Regions from separate parts of the Mus musculus genome. Here regions 1 and 3 are each linked to region 2. A link is a loop called in an ENCODE intact Hi-C map of the cell type or tissue named here. Cell type or tissue: left cerebral cortex. All regions are shown on one strand.

What was found. Peaks named below come from ENCODE experiments on the same cell type or tissue, not always from the same donor. Only the 100,000 strongest peaks of a DNase experiment are listed, where the experiment ranks them.
Region 1: it touches region 2 in a loop (2.9-fold over the local background); 4 of 42 quality-filtered maps call a loop at or near these places.
Region 3: it touches region 2 in a loop (2.7-fold over the local background); 2 of 42 quality-filtered maps call a loop at or near these places.

The regions. Positions count from the first base shown.
Region 1 is chr6:30,893,630-30,901,629 of GRCm38, forward strand. Copg2 (coatomer protein complex, subunit gamma 2) reads right to left here and starts at 3,165. Exons shown (of 24, transcript NM_017478.3): 1 at 3,032-3,165; 2 at 1,913-1,965; 3 at 1,218-1,298. The coding sequence starts at 3,068. It overlaps Tsga13 (testis specific gene A13), which reads right to left. Exons shown (of 8, transcript NM_054073.2): 7 at 6,300-6,427; 8 at 3,352-3,614. The coding sequence ends at 3,445. Gm38781 (a long non-coding RNA gene) reads left to right here. Exons shown (of 4, transcript XR_003956419.1): 4 at 1-160. In left cerebral cortex, CTCF peaks have their summits at 3,126 and 3,327; DNase peaks (open chromatin) are centred at 2,614 and 3,202; H3K4me3 peaks cover 1,709 bases; H3K27ac peaks cover 1,021 bases.
Region 2 is chr6:30,400,223-30,408,222 of GRCm38, forward strand. Klhdc10 (kelch domain containing 10) reads left to right here and starts at 1,633. Exons shown (of 10, transcript NM_029742.3): 1 at 1,633-1,928. The coding sequence starts at 1,772. In left cerebral cortex, a CTCF peak has its summit at 3,416 (motif pointing right); DNase peaks (open chromatin) are centred at 348, 762, 1,560 and 3,442; H3K4me3 peaks cover 3,790 bases; H3K27ac peaks cover 3,269 bases.
Region 3 is chr6:30,505,292-30,513,291 of GRCm38, forward strand. It overlaps Tmem209 (transmembrane protein 209), which reads right to left and starts at 4,492. Exons shown (of 15, transcript NM_178625.4): 1 at 4,394-4,492; 2 at 3,375-3,511; 3 at 3,163-3,221; 4 at 1,495-1,626; 5 at 442-683. The coding sequence starts at 4,396. Ssmem1 (serine-rich single-pass membrane protein 1) reads left to right here and starts at 6,995. Exons shown (of 3, transcript NM_029373.4): 1 at 6,995-7,251. The coding sequence starts at 7,069. In left cerebral cortex, no CTCF peak of the experiment used is centred here; a DNase peak (open chromatin) is centred at 4,492; H3K4me3 peaks cover 1,299 bases; H3K27ac peaks cover 1,555 bases.

The DNA of each region.
Region 1 (8,000 bases), 490 kb after region 2:
ACTGCCACATACACTGATGTAAGCACACACAAAGTTAATAAGCAAAGGTAAAAAAGCTAAATGCTTTCTTAGAATTTAAGTTGGAAAGTATAACACATTTAGCATTACATATAAATAATCCAGATACACAATATATATAAAGGTATATATATAAATACCTATAGAGATACATATATTGTCTATGAAATAAAATTCTATTTTCTAAGGTTCTAAATGTTTTTGAGATTGTATTTACAGTTTGAGGCAAAAGCAAATAGGAAAATTAATAGCAATAATAGAACACAGAATTTTTTAAATATATGTTTTTGGTTTTGTCTGTTATAACTCTAGTACCTAGAACAGTTCATAAGACACAACAGGTATGCAGTAAAACTCACTGAGTTACAATGGAAAGTATTTCTGAATACAAATATGCCTAGCACTATGATAACTGTTTATAGCTAGTATTTCACTTAACTATAAAGCTTAAAACATTGGTATTATAACCTCATTTACATCATGAGGCACATAATGGTTAAATTACTTGTCTAGAATCATATTGACAGTATTAGTGTAATAACTGATACTAATATAAAACCTGAACATTAAGACAAAAATTTCAACATTTCACTATCATGCCAAATAAATAAGCAAAAAAAAATCTTGAAATATATTCTAACTTTACATTGTATTTTCAAAGGATCTCAAAATACATGCAAGCTGCTGTTGGCACAGCAGTTACAAACACTTGTTACTCTACAGAGGACCCAGGTTTGATTCCCAGAACCCACAGAGTGGTTCCAAGTAACTCTAGTCTCAGGTGACCTGATGCCCTCTTCTGACCTCTGTGAACCAAGAGCACACACATGGTGTGCACATACATACATGCAGGTAAAACATGCATACACATAAAATAAATAAATAAATCTTTTTAAAAAATACTAAAAATAAATACATGTAACAAGTATGTTCTAAGTAGTATTTGTTGAATTCAAATCAACATATCTATTGAAATGTACATGTTTAGTTGGTCTAATACCTCATGAATTTAAACAAGGAATATAGGCTCAGTCCTTGTATTAAAGAACTTTCACACATTATTGTTCTAATCACACACTGTGGATTTTCAAATTACATGATTTTCTTTTTTAAACAATTCTGCTTTTCAGTAAGTTCTTCACTGTAGGTTATATATTTCTATCTTAATACACAAATCGAAGGAAATCAGAATAGTTTACCTGGTTGAGTAAGTAAAGAATCTTTGTCAAGATATGCAAGCATCTTCTTGGATTGATGGGCGTTTCGTTGAATATGCGTGCCTACAGAAATATGCAAAACAGTATGCTGTATATTGTGTATGTTCTATCACAGAGGATATCAAATCATCTTTAGTAGCATTAACAATATGTTAGTACAATATCCAAGTAATGCAGGTTGTCTATGCTCTCAAGGTAGTATGACGTACAATAAATTACCAGACATTATCTGCTTTCCTGGCTATATTTTATTCCTTTAGGTTGACAACTTCAACTTTAAAGACTTGACCAGAGTCTCTGTCTACATATGAATGCCTCGAGTTTAATATCTGTAAGCTCTTCTAATAACCTTGCACTTACCACTCCTGACATGTCATTAAAATCCCCCAGCACACGACAGAGTCTATATGTCTGTACGTTTCTATAGTCCCAGCCTCTCCCTTGTCCTCTACTCCACAATCTCTGCACTGCTACACTCCGTTGTCACTTTTAATATAGAAATAAAAAAGGGATTTCTAGTTTTGATCAAATGTGGGGGAAGACCGATATTCAGACTGTCAGGTGGGTCTACGGTCCTTCACTGTTTTTTTGGCTGTCCTGACTTTTGTACTTCCTAGGTTCTTTGCCCATTATTCTCAAACAGAATTGATAAGGCACTGTACACATCCAAGCCATACCTCCTGCAAGACAGCACTCTTCTCCAAATGCTGGAAAGGATTGGAACCACTACCTATAGTATAAGAAAAAGAGAAGGTCTTCAATAGCTGGACTACAAAGACTTTTCTAAAGGAGGATATTGCATGCTTGGAAATCTCACCTAAACAGAATGATCCCTTGGAAGTCACAAGGACAACTATTACTAATATGCAAAGAAGTTGGATGAAGTAATTTTGATTCTGGTTCAAATTCTGTCATTGCCATACTGAGATATCTTGGACTTCTCCTGATATAGGAACCCTATCCAAAATGAGTGCCTTCATTCCCTGCTTCCCCCTCCCCCATCCCATGGATGTTAACAAATGTGTCGGTTTCCACCACCACCAAGAGTAATGAGATGACAGGACACTATGGATTTCCCTAAAAGCAAGCCCTATTTTATGTGTTTCACACATTTACTGAAGCAGAAAGGAACAGTTTCGCAGAGAGTCACAGATGTAAAGGCCATGCAGGATGAGGCCATGAAGGTCCACTAACCCAACCTTCCACCACACTTGTGAGAGCAGCTACCACTGAAGAGCTGAAGATTTTTTTTTTTTTTTTTGAAGAGGCTTGGCATCTTCCCCACTTGCACTGCACCACAGACAGGTATCAACACGCAAGTCACTTCTGGATGCCTGAGCATTCAATGAGCTGTGTCCCACCGGGCAGTCTTAACCCCTGGGAACAGGAGAATCAAGGCCCTTCAGAGTCCATAAACACGCAACCCTGGCCCGGTCGACCCCAGCTCCCAAAACAGGGGGTGCTCGCCCTGGGGCCTAACCCCACCAGCAACCCCAGGGTACCGAGACTTGCGCGCGCACCTCCTCGCCCCCCGACAGGGCCCCACGGAGGGCCGGCTCGGAGGGGCTCGATCGGGGGGCGGGCGCGGGGGGCGGGGACGCGCCGGGGCGGAGCCGCCGAGCGCTCGAGGCGACTCCCGGCCAGGAGCGCGCGGCCCGAGGGGAGGCCCCGGCGCCGGGGGAGGGGCTTCGGGCAGACCCCGCCGCTGCGGCCGCCCCCCAGAGCAGGTGGCTGCGGGCGAGGGAAGGGGGGAAACCCTTGCGCCTGAGAGTGGGCGTCCGGAGCGCCGCGCGTACCAGACTCCTCGTCCTTCTTGTCGAATTTTTTAATCATCTTGGACGGCTTCCCAGCGCCCAGACCCACCGCAACCGTCCCAGGCGCCGCAGCCGGCGAGCGGAAGACGCTGCAGGAAGGCAGGCCCTGGGTTCTCGCACCGGTTGGGCCGGCGGGCCGTCACTCGGGGCCAAGGCCCGCCCCCCTCGGGCCTCCGCGGCCGCCCTTGCCCCCTAGGGACGCAGGCACGCCCCCTGCTCCGCCCACTGCCGCACGGGGGCGTGGCCAGAATCTGCCCGGAGGCTCACCACGCCCCGCTTCACAAACTCTGCAAGCCAGGTCTGAGACAACAAACAGGGAACTTTATTTGGTTAGTGACTTCTCCAGGCCCCCTCAGTTCTTGGAGAGTGAGGAGTGGGGCTTTAAGTCTTTGTCTTCACCAAATGACAGCCGCATCTTTGACAATCCACTGCTGGGCCCTTCCATGGCGAAAGAAGCTCTCCCCTGGCACACTTCTTGTAGGCTTCTCTTCTAGGAGCTTTGAAAATGTCAGGGGTTCCCAAAATACTTGCGAAGTTGGTGTTTCACTCTCTGACTTCATGGAAACTACGACAAAGCATAGGACACGTTGAATGTGCGACTCTGAGAGCACTAGAAGCGTACTAAAAGGAAGGCGTGATGTGATCCATTTGAGGAGACCGAAAAGCTGGTCTTAATTTAACTTTCCAAGAGGGTAGATTTGGGGACTGCCATTCCCAACTTCTTATGATTCCTTCTTCACCCAAACCAGTGTAGTTTTCTTGGCTTTCACCATTTTCAAATGATTCAATCTGCATAACACTCAAGTAATTTAAGGGATACTCATGTGTCTCAGTGCTTTTCCAAATGTTTTCTCTTTTTTTTTTTTTTTTTTTGTCCTCGTCTCAGAGTATGAAAAACACGCTTTTAATGCCTTGGGCATCGAAGACATCACATTTCTAGAAGGTCTTTCCAGCTTCACCTGTTCTTAGGGCGTTGACTACTTTAAGATCTTAATGACAGTCCTTCCTCCGTTGAGGGCGTGGTTTGCCTCTTGGGCAACCTTCTAACCAAACTTGACAACTTCTACTCAGATCTCTCTCTCTCTCTCTCTCTCTCTCTCTCCCTCTCTCTCTCTCTCTCTCTCTCTCTCTCTCACACACACACACACACACACACACACACACACAAATGATAGGGCATCATTTGGGGGACAGAGATGTTAGCTTAGAAATGGCACCACTAGTAAAACACCCTGGCAGCTTTGTTATTGTTGAGGAAATGCACCATAACTGTCTGTTCATTTTAGGTACAAAAGTAAAGCACTCATATTTGGAGAGGGCATATGTAGTCGCCATAAATGACACTAGAGCTGAAGGCTGACATATTACTTTATACATGAAGATCTATCTCATCCTGACAGGGCTTAGAAAAGGTCCTACCTAGATTATGCTACATACCCTTAAGAAAAATTTCAAACTGGGCATGATAGCACACACGCTTTTAATCCCAGAAGGCAGATCTCTGAGTTCAAGACCAGCCTGGTCTACACAGCAAATTCCAGAACAGCCAGGGCTATACAGAGAAACCTTGTCTTGAAAAAACAAAAAGAAAAAGAAAAAATTCCCATCATATATAGATTCCGCTGAATAATGTGCCCAAACCTTAGTAATGGTGCCACTTAAAATGTTACTCCATCCCGATTAAAAATACTATGCTAGGGACTGGAGAGATGGCCCAGTAATTAAGAGAATTTATTGCTCTTGCAGAGGACCTGAGTTCAATTCCCAGCACTCACGTGGTGGCTGACAAACCATCAGTAACTCTAGTTCCAGGTGATCCGATGCCCTCTCCTCTGATCTCTGTGGGCGCCGTAAGTGGTAAGCGGATATACACACAAGCAAACCACTCATACATAAAATAAAATGAGTAAACCTAATTTTAAAATGTAAATACTATACTAATGATTCTAGCTACCTCATTTGACTTATATAAAGTCCGACCAATATTCATCATGTGAAATTTCTCATGAAAGAAATAGATGTTTCCTCTTCTACAATCTTTGGCTGAAAATGAAACAAGCTTTGGAGAAGAGGCCCTCTTCTCCCTTGGACTATAGCCATTAAGAGTTAGGTAAGGACAGGGACATGAAGCCTGGCGATTGCTCAAAACAGGTAATGTGAGAGGAACATGTGGAAGAGTGAATAAACTGGGGCTGAGGTGAGACTGAGCTCTTTTAAGCGAGATGGATCGCTCTGCTGCCTCAGCTGTTTCCCACATTGATCTAGGGGTTTTTTTGGTTTGATTGGTTTTTTTTTTCCCTCTCTTTAGATTGGTCTTAGTTGTATATGGGGAATCAAGGAGAAGCATAGGTAGGGATAGGATGGAAGGGGTAGCAATAGGAGGAACAGAGAAAAGGAAAGGAGCCAGTGGAAGGGTAGATATAACCTATACCGCTAGGAAATGACTGCCTTATGCTAAAGCGATGGCTGTGCAGTGTAAAGACCCATCAGTGTGTGTCTAAACTACAGTTGTGCATTTGACACCCTGGAACCCTTCAGTGAGGCCAACTACATAATGTAGAAAATCTAAGCCCATGTTTATATAATATACGAGGCCTTTCTTGGTCTAGCCTGTTGGTCCTTTGGTGTTTAGTAAGAGTCTAATGCAGAGGCCCCCATGGGTGTTATCAAATGAGACACACACTAGACCTTCTACATGTCCTGGTCCCAGCTCTCCCTTACCCCCGTCTCACGTCATCCCAGAGAGACTTGTGGGCCTCTGAGACTCACATACTTTTTATGGTGGTGATGTTTCAAGACACTATGTAAACCAGGATGGTCTCAAACTCCTGAGATCTGCCTGCCTCTGCCTCTCAAGGGCTGGGATTAAAGGCATGAGCCACTGCATTTAGCTTACAATGTACACACTTAAGCTTTGGCCCTTTAAAGCAATTTCCCACAAAATATGAAGGTTATGCACAGATAAACATTTCAACCTATATGTACCTAAATATCAAAATCATGTTGTCAGCAATTACGGTAGATTATAGCAAATTTAGTTTGAGGGGTGTTTGTTTGTTTGTTTGCTTTTAGCCTTGAGAATCTATCATTATGGCAAAAACTATCAAAGTGTTAGATGATACAGGGCAGGAAACCCTATACTTCTTGAACCTTCTTGAAATTTGAGTATTAAAATAGTCTAGCACCATCTTAACTTCCTTCTAGGAAAATTAGTGCCTGAACCTACCACAAAAGATACAGGAGACCTTACCATGTTTCTTTGTCTCTCTCTGGGAGGCTGGAGCAAAGATGAGGTTAGGATACATTTTTTTCTGTTTCCTTAAAGCATAGATTTCAGAATACTTCCCTTCGATGTTGAAATCATTGTCGGTAGAAAACCTTAACCAAAAAAGTATATACTTGGTTGGTCTAGGGCTGCAGGTGAGTGGCACCTAAAAGTCATCTATAGCCTCAGAGACCCCAAGGAAGAAGAAAGGACAATAACTAGAAAGTTGGGGTTGTTGGTTAAAAAAAAGATGGAGGGTAGGGTTTGAGAGCTTAACACACTGCAAACCTTGTAGCCAATTCCAAAATCCTGTCTTCTCAGTAGGAAATAAAAATCTCCTATGAATAGTTTCAAATAAAACCTTTTAATATTTGCTAAAATAAGTATTTGTTCCCATGAGTGCATGCATCTATCACACATGCACATATGTGTATGCAAGTGTAGAGGCCACATACATGTTTTGGGCGTCTTCCTCATATACTCTCCAGCTTTTTTTTTTTTTTTTTTTTTTTTTTTGAGATAGGGCTTCTCACTGACGCTGGGGTTTTCGAGACTGTCCGGCCCAGAATCTCCAAGAATCATTCTCTCTCCCGGTGCTGGCAGAAAGGGTTTGCACCGCACCACCTGGCTTTTTAACATGGATGCTGGAGATCAAACGTAGGTCCTCAAGTGTGCGCAGTGAGCAAGTTATTGAGTCATCTCCCCAGCTTTAAAAAGACCTCCTTTTTATTTGTATCCTCATAGCATTCGTTCCTCTGGTCCTTACCTCACACTTTTATTTTTCTATATCTTAAAAAATACAGACCCTTAGGGCTGGAGAGATTCAGCGGTTAAGAGCGCTTTTCCAGAGGTCCTGAGTTCAATTCCCAGCAACCACATGGTGGTTGGGAACCATCTATAATGGGGTCTGATGCCCTCTTCTGACATGCAGATGTACATGCAGACAGAGCACTCCTACATATAAAAACCAAAACAAAACATAAAAACAAAAATCACAGATCTTTAAATACATTTTCCTTCTCTCTTGAGATTATTGTCAGTGGAAAACTTTAGTTTTGCATAGCTGTGTTTCTTTTATTAGCATATAAGTGATGATATAGGACGTGTTTGGAAGCCATATCTTATATGGATTTTTTCTTATTTTTTATTGAAAAAATGTTTCAATAAAACATTTTCACACAAGCCAAGCAGTCGTAGTGTACACCTTTAATCCCAGCACTTGGGGAGCATATCTCTGAGTATGTGGCTATCCTGGTCTACAGTGTGAGTTCCAGGACAACCAAGGCTACACAGGAAAAAAACAAAACAAAAAAACTGTCTTTAAAAACCAAATTAAAAATAAAACATTTTCATACAAAAAATATATTTGAAAGTGATTTTCCTCCCCTAATTCTTCCCTGATCCCACACATCCAACTTTCTATTTTCTTTCCTTCTGTCTCCAAGAAAAGAATTAAAAACAAAAACCAAAAAACAAGAAACCCGCAAAAAACCCACAAAAATTAAAAGCAAGCTAGACATGCTAGTGCATGCTTTTAATCCAAGCACTCAGGAGGCAGAGGCAGGTGGATCTCTGTGAGTTCAAGGCCAGCCTGGTCTAAAGAATGACTTCCAGGTAGCCAGGGCTATACAGAGAAAGCATATCTCAAAACAAACAAACAAACAAAAAACAGAAATAATGAAAGAA
Region 2 (8,000 bases):
GCGTCTGATCCTGAATTTGGACTTACAGATGGTTGAGAGCTGCTCTGTAAGTCCTAGGAATCGAACCAAGGTCCTCTGGACGACCAGCCAGTGCTCTGCATACATCCTTCTAGCTCTTGGTGGTCCTGGGTTTGTTTGTTTGTTTGTTTGTTTTTGTTGTTGTTGAGTCTGGATTTTATGCCGCTAAGGTTGGCCTTGAACTTGTAATGTATCTATCTGAGTGGGGCTGGATTTGAATGCCTGATCTTTCTGCCACCATCCTCGGTTGGGGATTACAAGAGTGTGTCACCATGCTGAGTTTTATACTGTGGCAGGAGACTGTACCTTTGGTGCTAGACAAGTATTTTAAGCAACTGAGCTACCTTCATCCCCAGCTCCATGGGTTTTCTTTTTATCAGATGTCAAACATTTCAATAAACTGTATCATAATGCATAATGGATAAAAATACTTCTTTTCCTACAGAAACTGGGTGTGGAGACAAAAAACCAAAATTTCATGACGACATGAAATTTGCTCACTGAGATCAAAGGAGACTTCTGGTCTCAGCACTTTCTCCTTCTCCACCCCACTCCTTAAAAAAAAAAAAAATCCAACATGTGAGGTTCTCATGTGTGAAACATCAAGGGGGTCAGCAGTCCATCAGATTAGATCTTGAAAGGTTTTGTTTCCCTTGAGAAATTTATGTTTTTTTTCCTTATTTGGAAACAGCAATGTGTATCTGCATTTTCCCACTGTGCACTGCGCCTCCCCAACTTCAAAGCCAAATTTTCGGTTTAATTTTGAAACGATGGGAATTTCTGATATTTACATTTTAAAATCACATCGTCCGTTCCATTTTCTATCGTTAACTGTGTATATTGTAAGACAATTGAGGTGGATTGTTTGTGTGTGTGTGTGTGAGTAAAACATTTACTTGATCGTGTGTCATCTAAGAGAGTATCTTTTTCTATTGTTTTTTTCTTGGCAGGCATACACAAGCCGCGTGTTTAAATAAAGATCTTCACTGATGCCTGAAAGATTTTCTTATTGAAATTTTCACTTGTGTTTCTATGATTACTCTAATATCGAACAGTTTTCGGTATTTGCTAATCGGGTTTAAAGCTGTTTGCTCTTGACGTGGCTTTTGCAGGGGAAGGGTCCCGGCAGTGCCACCGTGAGACAAAACAAATGATGAAAGCCAGGAGTTTTTTAGATTTCATCTGACTCCTCCCCCTGCCCCCACCTCCCGTGAGCCCTTTGTGTGTGGCAACAGTCCGCAGACCGGGGCTCAGTTTGCAGAACTGCAGACAGATGTACCAACACCAAGTACATGCATTGTGTACCTATGATGTTTCTAAATGCAGTGCTTATGGGACAGAATTCCGGAGTATCGACCATGCTGAGGCAGCGACCCTGCTTGGGAGTCTCCTCTGGCGTAGCCTCCCCGCTCGGTCTTCGACTATCTGGTCTGAGCCCCCAGCATCCCGGAGAAGCGGGCGAGCTCCGGGAATCGATGCGCTCTCTGAGCGTCTGCTTACGCCTTTTCTCCCCCCATCTCTTTTAGCTATAGCTATGGTTACCACGTCTCTCCCCGCCTCCCTCCACCTGCCAAGAAAGAGACTGCCCATTGGTCCACTGTCACCAAGGCGGCCAGCCATTGGTTGCTGGAGAGCCCGGCGCTACCCCGGCCCCCGTCTCCCGGGTCTCTTGAGGAGCCCGGGAAGGAGGCTCGGCTCGCGCTGCCGGGGCAGGGGCTTGCCGGGACCGGGCTGCGGCAATCGTTAGCGGGCCATGTCGGCTGCCCAGGGCTGGGACCGGAACCGCCGGCGGGGAGGAGGCGCGGCCGGCGGGGCCAGCGGGGTTAGCGGGGCCGGCGCGGCCGGCGGGGGTCGGGGCACCGGACAGCTCAACCGATTCGTGCAGCTCTCGGGACGGCCGCACCTGCCAGGTGAGTGGTGGGGCCGCTGCCGGCGAGAAGGTGGCGGTCGCCGGGCTCTGCTGCCCCTCGGACACACAGCCGAGGGAGGACAGGGAAGCAGAGCAGCAGGAAGGTGGCGTTGAGGTCAGGAGGGGAACCGGAGCACGCCGAAGAGAAGTCTCGCTGTGTCGACAGCTCGGGGAGGAGAGTTGTATTTTCCTCCCGACCGAGAGGCCGCTGTCTCTTTGACATTCCCAAATGTTTCGCTTGCCCGGTTCTTAATCTTTTCCTCTTCCGCGGATGGATGTTGTGAAAGAAAGACATTGGTGTTTAACTGTGGAAAATTATTTCAAAAGGAGTGCCAAATTAAGGAGAGGAGAGCAATATAGAAGTGATTTTGTTTGAAAGGAAAAAAAAAAAGCCAACCAACTGTGTCAGAGTTGGATATTTTGAAATGGAATGAGCATGTGAAAGTGTGTGTGTGTATGTATGTATGTGTGTGTGTGTTGGCTAGGGAGTATATGGGAAAGAAAATAAAAAAGATTAAGGGAAATGGTTGAATCAGTAATATTTGGGGATGTACAGAGACAGAATGGGTAATGGTGACTAGATTTTAAAAGGGGGAAATGAAGATCATGAATATAAAGAAACGAAAGGATGTGATCCCGGTATCAAAACTGAAAATTGGAAAAATATACCTACTGCTAAAAATTTCATGGTCTTTGAGTTCACATGTTTTAAAAAAAACAAAACAAAGTCATGTAGGTATGTGTGTAAACAGTTGTAAAAAGCGTACGTTTACAAATTTTCAGTCTGTTAAAAGGTAGAGAATTAAATCATGCACAGAATGCTAAATCATTTTATTGGGCAGTCGTGTTTTTTTTTTTTTTTCACCGTGAAGAGAATTGTCAGGAATGATGTACTAGACCTTCGCCATGTTTTTTTGTGTATGTGTGACTAGTGTTAAGTTGATTGTATCAGTGGTATATTTGTTTAGATGTTTTGAGAACCTGATTGTTTCTGAATTGTGTTTACTATTGTGACTTGTTCTTCTAGGTGGTAAAAAAAATCAGTTGATTAATTTAAAGATAACAAAGGGGATTTTACTTATTCAGAGAGATAATTACTAATATTTGTGATATGGTTTTTGATGTGTGCCAGAAATGTTCATTAACCCATTTGTTCATGCCATTAAAATAAAATTGAGACATTTGTAAATAATCAAATATACCATAAATTGGATTTGAATAAACAGTATCAGACTGGTATTCTGGAATTGCTAAATATGTGATGTTTAACAAGAAAAAAGGAGACATTTTTTTTTGTTATCATCAGTTAACAACAAAACCCTAGGTTTTCTGCATTACTAAGCCTAGAAGATAAATCCCTTGGCAAGGACTATTCCCAGTTTGCTCTCTGCCTGCAATCTTTTAAGTCTTTGGTCATAGATTAATTATTACACCATGAACTTCATGTGGGCATTCTCAGGGTCCTGCAACATACTGGTGCAGTTCCTCTCTGCTACCACATGAGGGCAGGGTAAGCCATGATTTCAAATAAGGGTCTGAAGTATGGCGCTATTTCTGCATTCCCTTAGCACAGGAGGACAAGAACAGCCATTTGTCCAGAGGTGAAGATAAAACGTGCTTAAACTGTGAAAATTGGAGAAGTGGAGTTGTCAGTCTTCGTTCTGCTTCCTTTCTTCCAGGCTGGCATTCAGCTCCTTCTTCCCACACAGGCGGTCTCCATCTTTCCCTCGTTCTCAAAATTAGAAAATTCCCAATAGCTCAATAATATATGTTGATATAAATAATAAATTCTTTCATACTAATCCTTTGTTCTCCTAGGTACTGCATATTATAGCTCTTTACTCTATTTTGAAGTAATTCAGACTATTTTAAGTGGTAGTGAGGAATAGGAAGGAATGTGTAGGTCTGTTTTATGGCTGACGCTAGAGACCTATCTTTTCTTCCTCTTTTTTTTTCTTTTTGATTTTGTGTTTGTTTTTGTTTGTTTGGTTATTAATTTTTCATCTCTTTTGACTTCTATCCCTATTTTCCAATTCACCCTTCTTTACTAAGGCTTCCACATACTTGAAGAACCTTTTTTCTTCTTTCTAACATTTCTGTCTTGTGTCCAGTCCCTGTGAAACAAAGCAGTATAATATGGTGGTGTTCCTGGAGTGTCCTCATTGTCTTTCAGGGATAGTATCTTTTGAGAAAATGTAAAAGACAAAAATCTTACTATATAGCATGTAGACCAGCGTGGCTTCAAACTCAAAGGTATCTTCCAGGCTCTACTTCCTGTGCACTGGGGTTAAAGGCCTGTGCCTGGCTTTGGTGGTAGGACCTTTATCCATCTACTTATGGGAATCTGAAAGCTGGGTCTCCTTAAGCTCCCCACCAACTTCAGTTATAGTTAGCTACCTAGTCTTGTTCATTTTGTTTCCATTGTAACTAATTCTGTCACTGTCCTTTAGGGTCACTGCAGTAGCTTTCTAAGCAGACTTCCTACGTCTGCTAGAGCCTCCCATTCATATATCACTGATCTTTGAAAATACAAATCTTTTATTATCTCTGCTTATAGCCTTTTTCTTTTACCTTTTTTGTTTTTAACATAGGGTCTAACCTTGTCCAGGCTGGCCTTGAACCTTTCACCCTTCTGTGTCAGCTTCTAGAGTAGTGGCATACAGGCACATGACACTGTACCTAACCTTTCTTGCTGCTTCATTGCTCTCACAGTAAGGCTGAGACCCTTATCGTGTCCTAGATGGCCCTACACCAAGTGCCTTCTCGCCTTGGGTTGTCCTCCATTTTGTTCTGTGTTCTCTGCTTTGCTTCCCTCAGCACAGGAAGTCACTGCACACGGGCGTCTCTCCTGGAGGAACCCGTGTGCTTCCTCCTCTTATTTAACTTACCTTTCCTGGATCTCAGTTGTATTTTTTTCCATAAGAGCCTTCTTTCACCTTTCTGACAGCCCTTCTCCCTGTATCACTCATTTTTCCTAAGGTATATATAGCATTTGTGTAGGAATATTGTTGGGAAAGACGTACTCTATGTGTGTGTGTGTATGTGTGTGTGTATATATATATATATATATATATATGTTATATACACATAAACCATATCTGCATGCATGTACCACAATGTAATATATTAACAATTAGTGACTAGGGAGTGTAGAGAGGGCTCAGAAATCAAGAAGCTGCTCTTTCAGAGCAGGTTTTCATTCCCAGCACCCACAGAGTGACTTATAACCAACCATCTGCAACTCTGCTTCCAGGGCACCTGCTGTCCTTTGTCCTCCACAGGGATCAGGCGTATAGATGGTGTACAGACATCTAGGCAGGCAAAATATCTGAACACATAAAATTAAGATTTTTTTTTTTAGGTGGAGAAGTGGTGGTGCATACCATTAATTCCAACACTTGGGAGTCAGAGGCAGGTGAATCTCTGTGAGTTTGAGGCTAGCCCAGTCTATGAAGTGAGTTCTAGGACAACCAGGGCTACAGAGAGAAACCCTGTCTTGAAATTTTTTTCTTTTAATTTTAAAAAGATTAAATTAATGTATTGGCATTATATGTAAGATATTCATGTATAATGACTTGATTGCTGTACTTCAGTCCTGCATAGCCCCACTGGCTCTGGACAAACAGATAATATTGAGTCCTTAAAAGTATCACGTACTACTACATTAGGCATTGTATCAGCACAGTGTTTTTGAAATTTTGAATATTGCCTTGCTGTTCTGCTATCTTTTTTTATTTCTAAAATATATTTTTTTCTTTAAAAACAGAATTTTTTTTTTGTGTGTGTGTGCATATGCACTCATCCCCTATGTATGTGCCACAGTGTGTATGTGGGTGTCAGAGGACAACTTTTGGGAGTCAGGTTTCTTCTTCATTCTATTGCATGGTCCTAGGACTAGAACTTGGGTCATTAGATTTGGCAGCAAGCTCATTTACCTGCTAAGCCATCTTGCTGGCCCTTTTCTGCTATTTTCTAGGATACAGCAGTGATGCTATGTTTACCCCATAGGCTAAGAACATTTTTAGGTTAGCAATTAAAAGTCTTTATATACCTAGGGAAAATATAGGGAATGGAGCTGCCATTTTGTAGATTATGCATTTAGAGATAGAGCGCAGAGAGCAAGGGACTTGGGGGACAGAGTACAAGGTAGCATTACATTTAATATGTGAGTTTAATTAAGTAAATGTGCTAGTAGGAAAAAATAGTTAAACATTGTTGCTAACACAGATAATGACAAAGAGGAAGACATACTTAACAGTAAGCTGGGTGAAAAATCATTGTGAAATCTTAATTTAAAAGTTTTAAATAAATGTAAAGTTCAAGTGGTAGAAAAGAACATGTGTTAGTCACATATGGTAGTGTCTGAGATCGAAGCCTGAGGAGAAGAGGCAGGAAGGCCTGGTCTCCTCCACATCATAGCTGCATTTGAGTTGGAGGCCATCTTGGGCTACATGAAACCTTGTCGCAAAAAGCAATAAAACAAAACATAGAGAAGGCAGGTTTTCTTTCTGCCTTCATGAATATTGGCTTCTCTCCTTAATGATATATTTCTTGCCTGTTTTTTCCAGAAGGGGTGTGCATTGTGCCTCAGGTAGAGCTGTTGTATGTTTAGATATGCCATAAGGGTCCTGCCACAGTGATGCCTTGAGTTTCCCTATATGTCAGGAATTTCACACTTAGGGTCTTTATCTTGCAGGTAAATTCCTAGAAGCTCAGTTGCTAGGCCAAAGGCTACTCACTATTTAAATCTTGATAAAGTGTCAAATTGCCCTTTGTAAAGGTAGGGTCAGTTCATGGTCTGATGACAGTGTTAACCTGCTGGTGGCTTTTGCTTGGTTCCTTTATTGGAATACCAACCCCCTCCTCATCTTTGTAATAACTGCAGATGGAACCCAGGCTTTGTACATGATAGGCAAGCATGCTACCCAGAAGCTGTTCTCCCAGGCCAGAGTTTAGATTTGTTTGTGAGACTGGGTCTCACTCTGTAGCCCTGGCTGACTGGAACTCACTATATGACCAGACTGGCCTCAGACTCACAGAGATCTTCCTGCTTCTGTCTCCCGAGTACTGGGATTAAAACCTTGTACCACCTTGACCTACAAGCCCCTTGTTTTTGAGTTAGTGTTACTGTGTTGCCCATTCTGGCTGGGAATGTGTGGAAATCCTTCTGCTTCTGCTTCTCAAGTGCTGGGGTTACAAGAATGCGCATTATGCCTGGCTAAACTTTTACTTTCTATTTTTAAAAATGTATACATGTGTTTTCCTTGCATGTATGTGTCTATCTGTGTACCATGTGTATACTGGGTGCTCTCAGAGATCAGAAGAGAGCATCAGATTCCCTGGAACTGGAATTATTGATTGTGTTGTGAGCCACCATGTGGATTCTGGGAGTTGAACCCTGGTCCTCTGGAGAAGCAGAGCCAGTGCTCTTTTTTTTTTGTTGTTTGTTTGGTTTTTTGAGACAGGGTTTCTCTGTATATCCCTGGTTGTCCTGGAACTCTCTCTGTGGACCAGGCTGGCCTCAAACTCAGAAATCTGCCTGCCTCTGCCTCCAAAATATTGTGGTTTTATTTATTTATTTATTTTATTTTATTTTATTTTATTTTATTTTTTTCCGAGACAGGGTTTCTCTGTGTAGCCCTGGCTGTCCTGGAACTCACTTTGTAGACCAGGCTGGCCTCGAACTCAGAAATCCGTCTGCCTCTACCTCCCAAGTGCTGGGATTAAAGGCGTGTGCCACCACTGCCCGGCTTGCTCAGCCTTTTGAATCCTTAGTATTGGTGAGCTGGAGAGCTGGCTTAGTGAGCACTGCTTTTGCAGAGGTCTGTAGTTCAGTTCCCAGCACCCACATAGTGGTGCACAGCTGCCTGAAACTCCAGCTCTAGGAGATGTGTGCACATGCACGTACACATACACACACACTCTCTTAAAAAAGAAATAGGGGACTTGAGAGATGGCTCAGCAGTTAAGAGCACTGGCTGCTCTTCCAGAGATCCTGGGTTCAATTCCTAGCAACACATCAACTCATAACATAACCCTATGGGATCCAATGCCCTCTTCTGATAATACAGAC
Region 3 (8,000 bases), 110 kb after region 2:
CCAGCGCTGATGTCACTAAGGAAAAGGATTTCTACCCATGACACAGCAAGTGTCCACACTGCAGAAGCAAGCCACATGAGGATCCCAGGTGTGAGCTCAGAGCATGTGCATGACAGAAGGGTTAAAATTCTACAAGAGAAAGTGAAGCCTTCACACAGACAGCTTGAAAAGGGAAAACATGCTTCGAAGACTCATATTACCCTTCAAGCCTGCTGAAACCAGCTGGTGACCACTATGCTTTACTACTCCCCAAAATGTTCATGGTTAAAGAACTCCTGACTGAGGGACAGGAAACTTGCTTTCTTTTCTGGCTCTTCATGGATGATTTAGACAATCAACTGTCCTTCAGTTTCCTCACCAACTAAATGCAAAGTCTGGACGATCTTAGTGCAATTCCCAATTCTGGAGTAGCAATACCAGGCAAACAGAAAGAGTCATTACCTTATTGTAGCCACTGACAGGCGAGTAAGTCACACCAGGGCTGTAAGAGCCAAGGCCTCCTGACGACAGGCCTTGCAGTTGAGGGCTATACCCAGTCATACAGCTGGTGGCAAACTTGGGACTGGTACTGGGTGAACGAGATGGGCTATAACTTAACACACTTTGACCTTGAATCGAAGGGGAAGGTGGAGATGGAGAGATTTGGGTTGCTGCCAAATCACGGGGAGGTGTAGTCTGCACAACTAGAAGGGAAAGAAAATAAATTATTACATAGTATTTATTTGCTTTCTTGTTTTTGTAGACTGGGTTTCTCTGTGTAGCCCTTACTGTCCTGGAACTCACTCTGTAGTTCAGGCTGACTTCAAACTCTTCCTGTCTCTGCCTCCCAAGTGCTGGGATCAAAGGCTATCAATATATATTTAAATTGAAACAAAAATTTAAAAATTAGGTTATGTTATGTAACTCAGGCTAGCCTTGACCTTAAACTCTTCCTGCCTCAGTCTCTTGAGTATAAATAAAATTATGAGAGCAGATTTAAGGGCTCAGCACAGTGGCACAAGCTTTTAATCCAAACACTCAGAAGGTAGAGGCAGGTGCATCTGAGGCCAGGCCAGCCTGGTATATATATATATTGAGTTCCAGGACAGCCAAGGCTAAAGAGACACCAAATAAATAAAAAAATTAAAATTTAGAACATAGGCAAGTTTTAAAAATATAAAATTAAAAACAAAATTAAGGAACTCAATCCCCCCCTGCCTCCCAAGGAGAAAAAAAACTGCAGGTTCTGGCTATAAAATCACAGGAAGCATTATTATACAATTAGAACTAACTGGCTGTTTACTACTTCTACAATGTTTAAAAGAGTAAAATATATTTGCACAATGTTATTTGATGTTCCACTCAATTCACAGAAATAACAATGATAATTGTATCAGAATTTCCTATAAACTGGCTTTATGTAATAGATGGCCTTCTAGCTCAGTCTATAAAAAGGGAAAATAGATAAAGGACTACCCCCTGCTCCCCCCAGCTCCCCTCCCCCACAATACTTACCAGCCTGTTTCAACCCTAACAGTGCTTGCTGTCCGGGGCTAACTACCAGACTTGTTGGTGCTACGGTATATTTGAAGTATCTCCAAAAATCAAACAAGGCATTAAGACTGAAGAGCGATGCAAGTGCGAGTTCTAGAAGAAACCGGTAACTTTATTATTAAGATATTCTCCTCACTTATTTGGGGGCATGTGGAGGTCAGAGGACAACTTGTTGGTTCTCTTTTTTCACCATGTCAGTTTTGGGGATCAAACTCAGGTCACAATGTCCGGTACCAAGTGCCATAATGGGTAAGTCACCTCTCCAGCTCCAATTTATTATTATTATTATTATAATAGATTTATTTATTTATTATATGTAAGTACACTGTAGCTGTCCCCAGACACTCCAGAAGAGGGTGTCAGATCTTGTTACAGATGGTTATGAGCCACCATGTGGTTGCTGGGATCTGAACTCAGGACCTTCAGAAGAGCAGTCGGTGCTCTTACTCACTGAGCCATCTCACCAGTCCCCAATTTATTATTTTAAAAGCAAAATGGTCCCAGTTTCATTTTGGTTGGGGAATAAAAATTGCTTCGTAGTTTAGCAAATTAACATCAAAAATTAAAAACTATTTTCTTCTTCCTCAAACCAGATACCACTTAATTAGAGTGGCAGATGCAGAGGATTTACTGGTGAGTTTTCAACTATTACTAATTCTTATAACTGCACAACACAATTCTTACTTTCATTTTAGTCACCAAGTGAGTGTTAGAGAGCCCCTAGCTTACTAGCGAGCCATGATTCTTACACCTAAAGATCCCAACTCCCTTCCTTTTCCATCTGCCACACCCACTCTAATAAGACTAGAAACAAACTCAAAGTTATTTTTATGTGTATGAGTGTTTTGATGACATGTATTGGACCTCCTAGAACTGGAGTTGATTGAGTCACCTTGGGGGTACCAGGAACCAAACCTGGTACTGTGCAAAAGTCATAGTGCTCTTAACCTCTGAGTCATCTCTCTATTCCTGGATGATAGAAACCCCTTCACCCCAAGACAGGCTTTCTCTGTATAGACCAGGCTGACTTTAAACTCAGAGATCTATCTGCCTCTGCCTCCTGAACGCTGTGATTAAAGGTGTGTGCTACCACTTCCAGGCTCTCCAGGGCTCTTTATATCCCAAGGATGACTCTGATGTAATCCTGAAGCAGAGGGTTTTCAGGTGTGGCAAAGGTGAACCTTACCCCCCTCCCATGCTTTATTTTTCGTGGTAGGACTCCTAACTTCCCAACTCGGTATTGTTTATAGCTTTGACCTTAGAGAGGTGGTCTCAGGTGCCAGGCTGGCCTCCATGTCTGATTCCTTCTCCCTCCCAAGTACCGGGACTAGATATTCTGCCATACCTGGCTTCTATTTTGGTGTGTTTTTGTTGTTGTTTGTTTTTGAGACAGGGTTCTGCAATTTATCCCAGGCTGGCCTCAGACTTGAAGTAATCCTTCTGACTCAGCCTCCTACTAGAATGTTCTTTCCATAAAAGGGGTTACCTCGTTCCTTCACTAGACTCATGACTTTGGGAAACTGAGTAAGAACTCATTTGTCTGAATAAAAGAATGAATACTAAGCTGAATTAAATTTACAAGCAAGTTTTCATATGTAGTAAATCTAAATTATAGTGGAAATTACTTACCGATATACCAGAGGGGCCAGTATGTCACATTATAATATGTACTGATTAACTTTCCAGTCCTGAAAAGATTAGAAAGGCTTTCCAGTTATTTAAATAAATAAATAACACGCCCACCACAAACCAACCAAACACTTAAAACCAAAACAAATATAAAAAGCCACAGTGCCAGCCAACAATAGTTAAAATTTTCACTTATGGGCTGATTAACTTACATTTCAGTATATATCATTCCAGCCATGGATACATTTAGGAGTCCCCAAGCTAAAACCACTTTCCTAGTTTCTGTTTCTTTTCTCATCTTGATGGTTCTGTCAATAAGGGAAGGATTGGGGCTTACGTCTCCTTGCATCTATTCAAAGGCAAAACAAAAAACAAAAAAACAAAACAGCCTGAAATGAAAAGAAACTACTCTTAAGAAATCAAAAATGTCTGTTGTAAAGTAACTGCTCCCCCCCCCAACTTTTCTCTTCTTTAAAATTTCTCCCCAACTTTCCCCTTTAATATTAGTATATGAAACTTTAATATTAGTATACACAACCCTGAAATATCTTCTTAGGTACCACAGAAAAATCAGCAGGGAACTTGCTGGTTATTTCAGAGAAGCTAATGGTTCCAATAAATTAAAATGTTTTGCTACATAATGTAATGGTTTGTTATTAAGTTCGCAAAGAGTTCTTTTGTCTCTGCTTCGAGTTACTACATCTAGATGAAGAGACACCAGATATCAACTTTTGTCATTACTGTGTCAGACCCTAACCTTGACCATGGAGTGATACAGGCTTAGCATCTCCTTTTGGTGATGAAATTGTAAAGCTTTTCTCACGGGGTGGACGGGTACTATTCACGTGAAGAGTCAAGAGAGAGACGGGAACGGGAACACGTGCGTTCAGTTTGGGTTACTAAAACTGTCATCTCCTTTGTCTCGCTAGGCTCAGCTCTGCAATCACTGAGAGGGCAGCTCCCGGGAGTCATATTCTAGAGCACATTAGCATCCTTCCCGCCTTCCTGCCCCGCGCCAAAACTCTCCTCGGAGAGCTTCCCTCCCTGGCTACCTCAGTACGAGCTTTATAATTATCCTTCATGTGTCTTTCTTCCCTTGCACTACAAGTGGCAAGATTCCTAGCTACATCATCCCCTGGCTGAACCTCAGGCACAACTTTAGGTTTGGAACTCTGAGGGAACAGCACGGACTCCATGTCCAGGAAGCACAAGACAACCCCCCCAAACGCACCATGTTCTTCAGCAGGAAGCCGTGGACTCGCGCCACTCCCTACTGCACATGCGCAGAGGCAAGACTAAGGCGGCGGCGGCGGGCAAGCCGGGCTACAGTTACCGGAAGAACCGGGCCCTCTCTTCTCGCGAGAGGGAGAGGGGTGGGGCAGAAGGACCCGAGCCGCGATCGTTGCCAGGGGAACGCCCTCGGATTTGTGCCTCCTACTTAGCTGCAGGAAAAGGCTGAGCTGCAAAATTCAGACCAGATTCTGAACACTTAGTAAAAAGTAATGATTGTAGCAAGCTGAAGTTTGGATATTACTAATTGTAGCTTTATCTAGGGCCCCCTACGGCTAATTGGTAGGATACAAGCATGCCTGATGTGTTAGACACACTCAGCAATGACAAAGCATTTTTCCTCTTTTGAAGTGTTTTCTCCCTCAATTGGTTTGACCCAATGTAAATTCTCAAATATCCACCTTATGAGGATGCAGCATTAGGAAGAAAAACTGGAACGTTCTATTGAAGTTAGTGGTGGTTTTGGGGTTAAAAACAAACAAACAAACAAAACCCCACCTTTGCCCTGAATGTTCTTTGAAAGAACTGAGAAAAGAGTCACCAGGGAGGTGAGTGGTTTTCCTTAGTAGCTAGTGCAAGTTCTGACAATACGCCATGTGTGGAGTACGAGGCAGGGATGGGGGCTTGGCTTCCTGGCTATTGTTCTAAAGAGCTTTGCCTGTGTCCTGCAGGTGAGGACAGGGAAGCAAGTCCAACTCTGGAAGAGCTTTCTTGGGAGTGGCAGCACTGGCCCAACTAGTGGCCAGCGTAGCCAGTGCCTGGAGAAGTGTGCCAGCCAGGCCTTGGTACATACATGCCTTTAATCCCAGCAATCGAGAGGCGGGGGCAAGTGCCTCTGGAGTTCCAAAGCTAGCCATAATGACATTGTCTCAAGATAGTAACTAAATATCAAGATTAAACAGAAGAAAATGAAGTTTCATTGTGGTAGTGCATAGTGTATGCTCTTAAAGAGCTAATAGGTTTTTAGGTTTTTTTTAAAATCATGTTTATATTGTCTTAGTACAATGTTTGGATCTGGACATAGATTTGGAGATGAACTAACTTGACAATTGTTCCAAGAGAACAGGTTCAATTCTGTCAGTATACAGTCAAATCCAAAATGACAGCTCATTTCTCCACATGTAAGTCTATCTAAAAAGGCCCAAAGATTTATTTATTATTGTACATAAGTACAATGTAGCTGTCTTCTGACACACCAGGAGAGGACGTCGGATCTCAGTATAGGTGGTTGTGAGCCACCATGCAGTTGCTGGGATTTGAACTTAGGACCCTCAGAAGAGTAGTCAGTGCTCCTACTTGCTGAGCCATCTCACCAGCCCTTGGTGTGGTTTCTCTCTGTCTCTCTGTCTCTCTGTCTTTCTGTCTCTCCCTCCCTCTCCCTCTCCCTCTCTCTCCCGCTCCCTCCCTCTCTATCTCTTGCTCTTTTTTTGTTTTTTTTCGAGGCAGAGTTTCTCTGTATAGCCCAGGCTGTCCTGGAACTCACTTTTAGACCAGGTTGGCCTCGAACACAGAAATCCTCCTGCCTCTGCCTCCCGAGTGCTGGGATCAAAGGCGTGCGCTACCACGCCCGGCTCTATCTCTTTCTCTTAATGTAACCCATAAACTAATGTGTATTTCTTCCGGGGCTTAAAAAACACTTGCCACACTGAAGTTGATAGTTACCATTATGTATTATTAGAGTTATCATAACCAAATATCCCAGAACACCAGTGCCTCCTTCAAAAGAAAAAGTTAGGCAGTACTTTAAAAAAAACCCCAAAACACCAGACTTTGTTCCCACACAGGGTTTGGGAAGATGGAATCTAAGACCAGAATGTGAGGAGGGCTGGTTTCTTCTGAGACAGGTGGTGTTGGCTTGTCTATGTGGCTTCATCTTATTCTCTCTGGTGGCCTTTCCCCTGGGTTGGTGAATTCTTGGTGTCCTTTCATCTTCCTTGAGACTACAGTAAGATTAAGGCTCCATCCTCATGGCCTGATTGAACCATCTTTGAGCTCTTGAGGAATTTTCTAAAGAGACATTTATTTTGTGTGTGGTTGTGCCTACATGTGAGTGCACATGTGCCATACTGAGGGTGTGGAGTCAATATTCTGCTTCCACCTCGTGGGCCCCAAGGATCGAATGCAGGCCGCATGCCTTGGCATCATACGCCTTTACCTACTGCTCTCTCTCTTCAATACTCTTTTCTGGCCTTATCTCCAAATACAAGATGGGACTGAAGGTGTCAACATTAAAGTTTAGGGAACACTCAGTGTGGTCTGGAAGGCACTAGAACTGTGTGTGTTAATTTACAATGGTGTGGTACACATTGAAAAAGAGAGAGAGACTGGTGAAAACCAAGACCTTGAACACTTAAAGAGATGGCAGTAAAGGATAAGGACATTTCAACCTCGGTCGCAGAAGGAAGTATATTGAGAAATACCATCAACTCTCTTAGAGGTCCTCTAGATAGATCTGCCCATCTAAGGCATCTAAGAACATGTATCAGTACCTGCAACAGTAGCTTAAGTCTATGTCATAATTGGTTGCCAGGGAAGTTGTCCTAGGTCACGGAGGGAAATCGTTCCCGGTCACCTTCATCCCTTTGAGCATGTTTATTTTCTAAGCAAGAAGCTATCATGGGACACCTTTTGTCTTTATTTTGGGAGGTGGATCCCCCTCCCATACCTCTCGGTTTCACCATGCCCAGTCAGGATGCCGAGTGCCGGAAGGATGACTCTTGCGGGACAATAGGAAGTTTCCTGCTTTGGTACTTCATCATCATACTGATCCTCATGTTCTTCTCTCGCGCTTCCGTCTGGGTAGGGAATCCTTTTCGGTCTAAATCACATCTCTATGGGGTCTTTCATTAACTGCATTGTCTGTAGTTTGATGTATTTTAAGGTTTTTATTTTGTTTAATAAGTGAGATAGTCCTTAGGCATGTTGGTGGCCCACGCCTTTGATGTGAGCACTGGTGAGGCAGAGGCAGGCTGGTCTCTGGGAGTTTGGTCCAGCCTGGTCTACAGAGTGAGTTCTAGGACAGTCAGGGCTACACTGAGAAACTCTGTCTTGAAAAACAACACAAACAAATATGGCGCAATCCCATGCTAGAGAATCTAAAGCTGTTGAAAGGGATAAAGAACAGGAAAACCACTCTACTCCTGTAGAGATAAACACTGTGAAGTTTGTGACTCTTTCCCTGCTTTTTCTCAGTAGTCTGCCTTTGTCTTTGTTTGGTCTAGCTTCTATTGTATGTATTTTCATATCTTGACGTTTAAACTTAGATATTTTGTGAACGCTTCCGCATGCTATAGTCACTCTACAGCACTTCTTTTTTTTAAAAAAAAGATTTATTTATTTATTTATTTATTTATTTATGTAAGTATACTATAGCTGTCTTCAGACACCTCAGAAGAAAGCATCAGATATCATTACAGATGGTTGTGAGCCACCATGTGGTTGCTGAAAATTGAACTCAGGACCTCTGGAAGAGCAGTCAGTGCTCTTAACCACTGAGCCATCTCTCCATCCCTCTACAGCACTTTCTATTCTATAATTTTTCTGTCTTG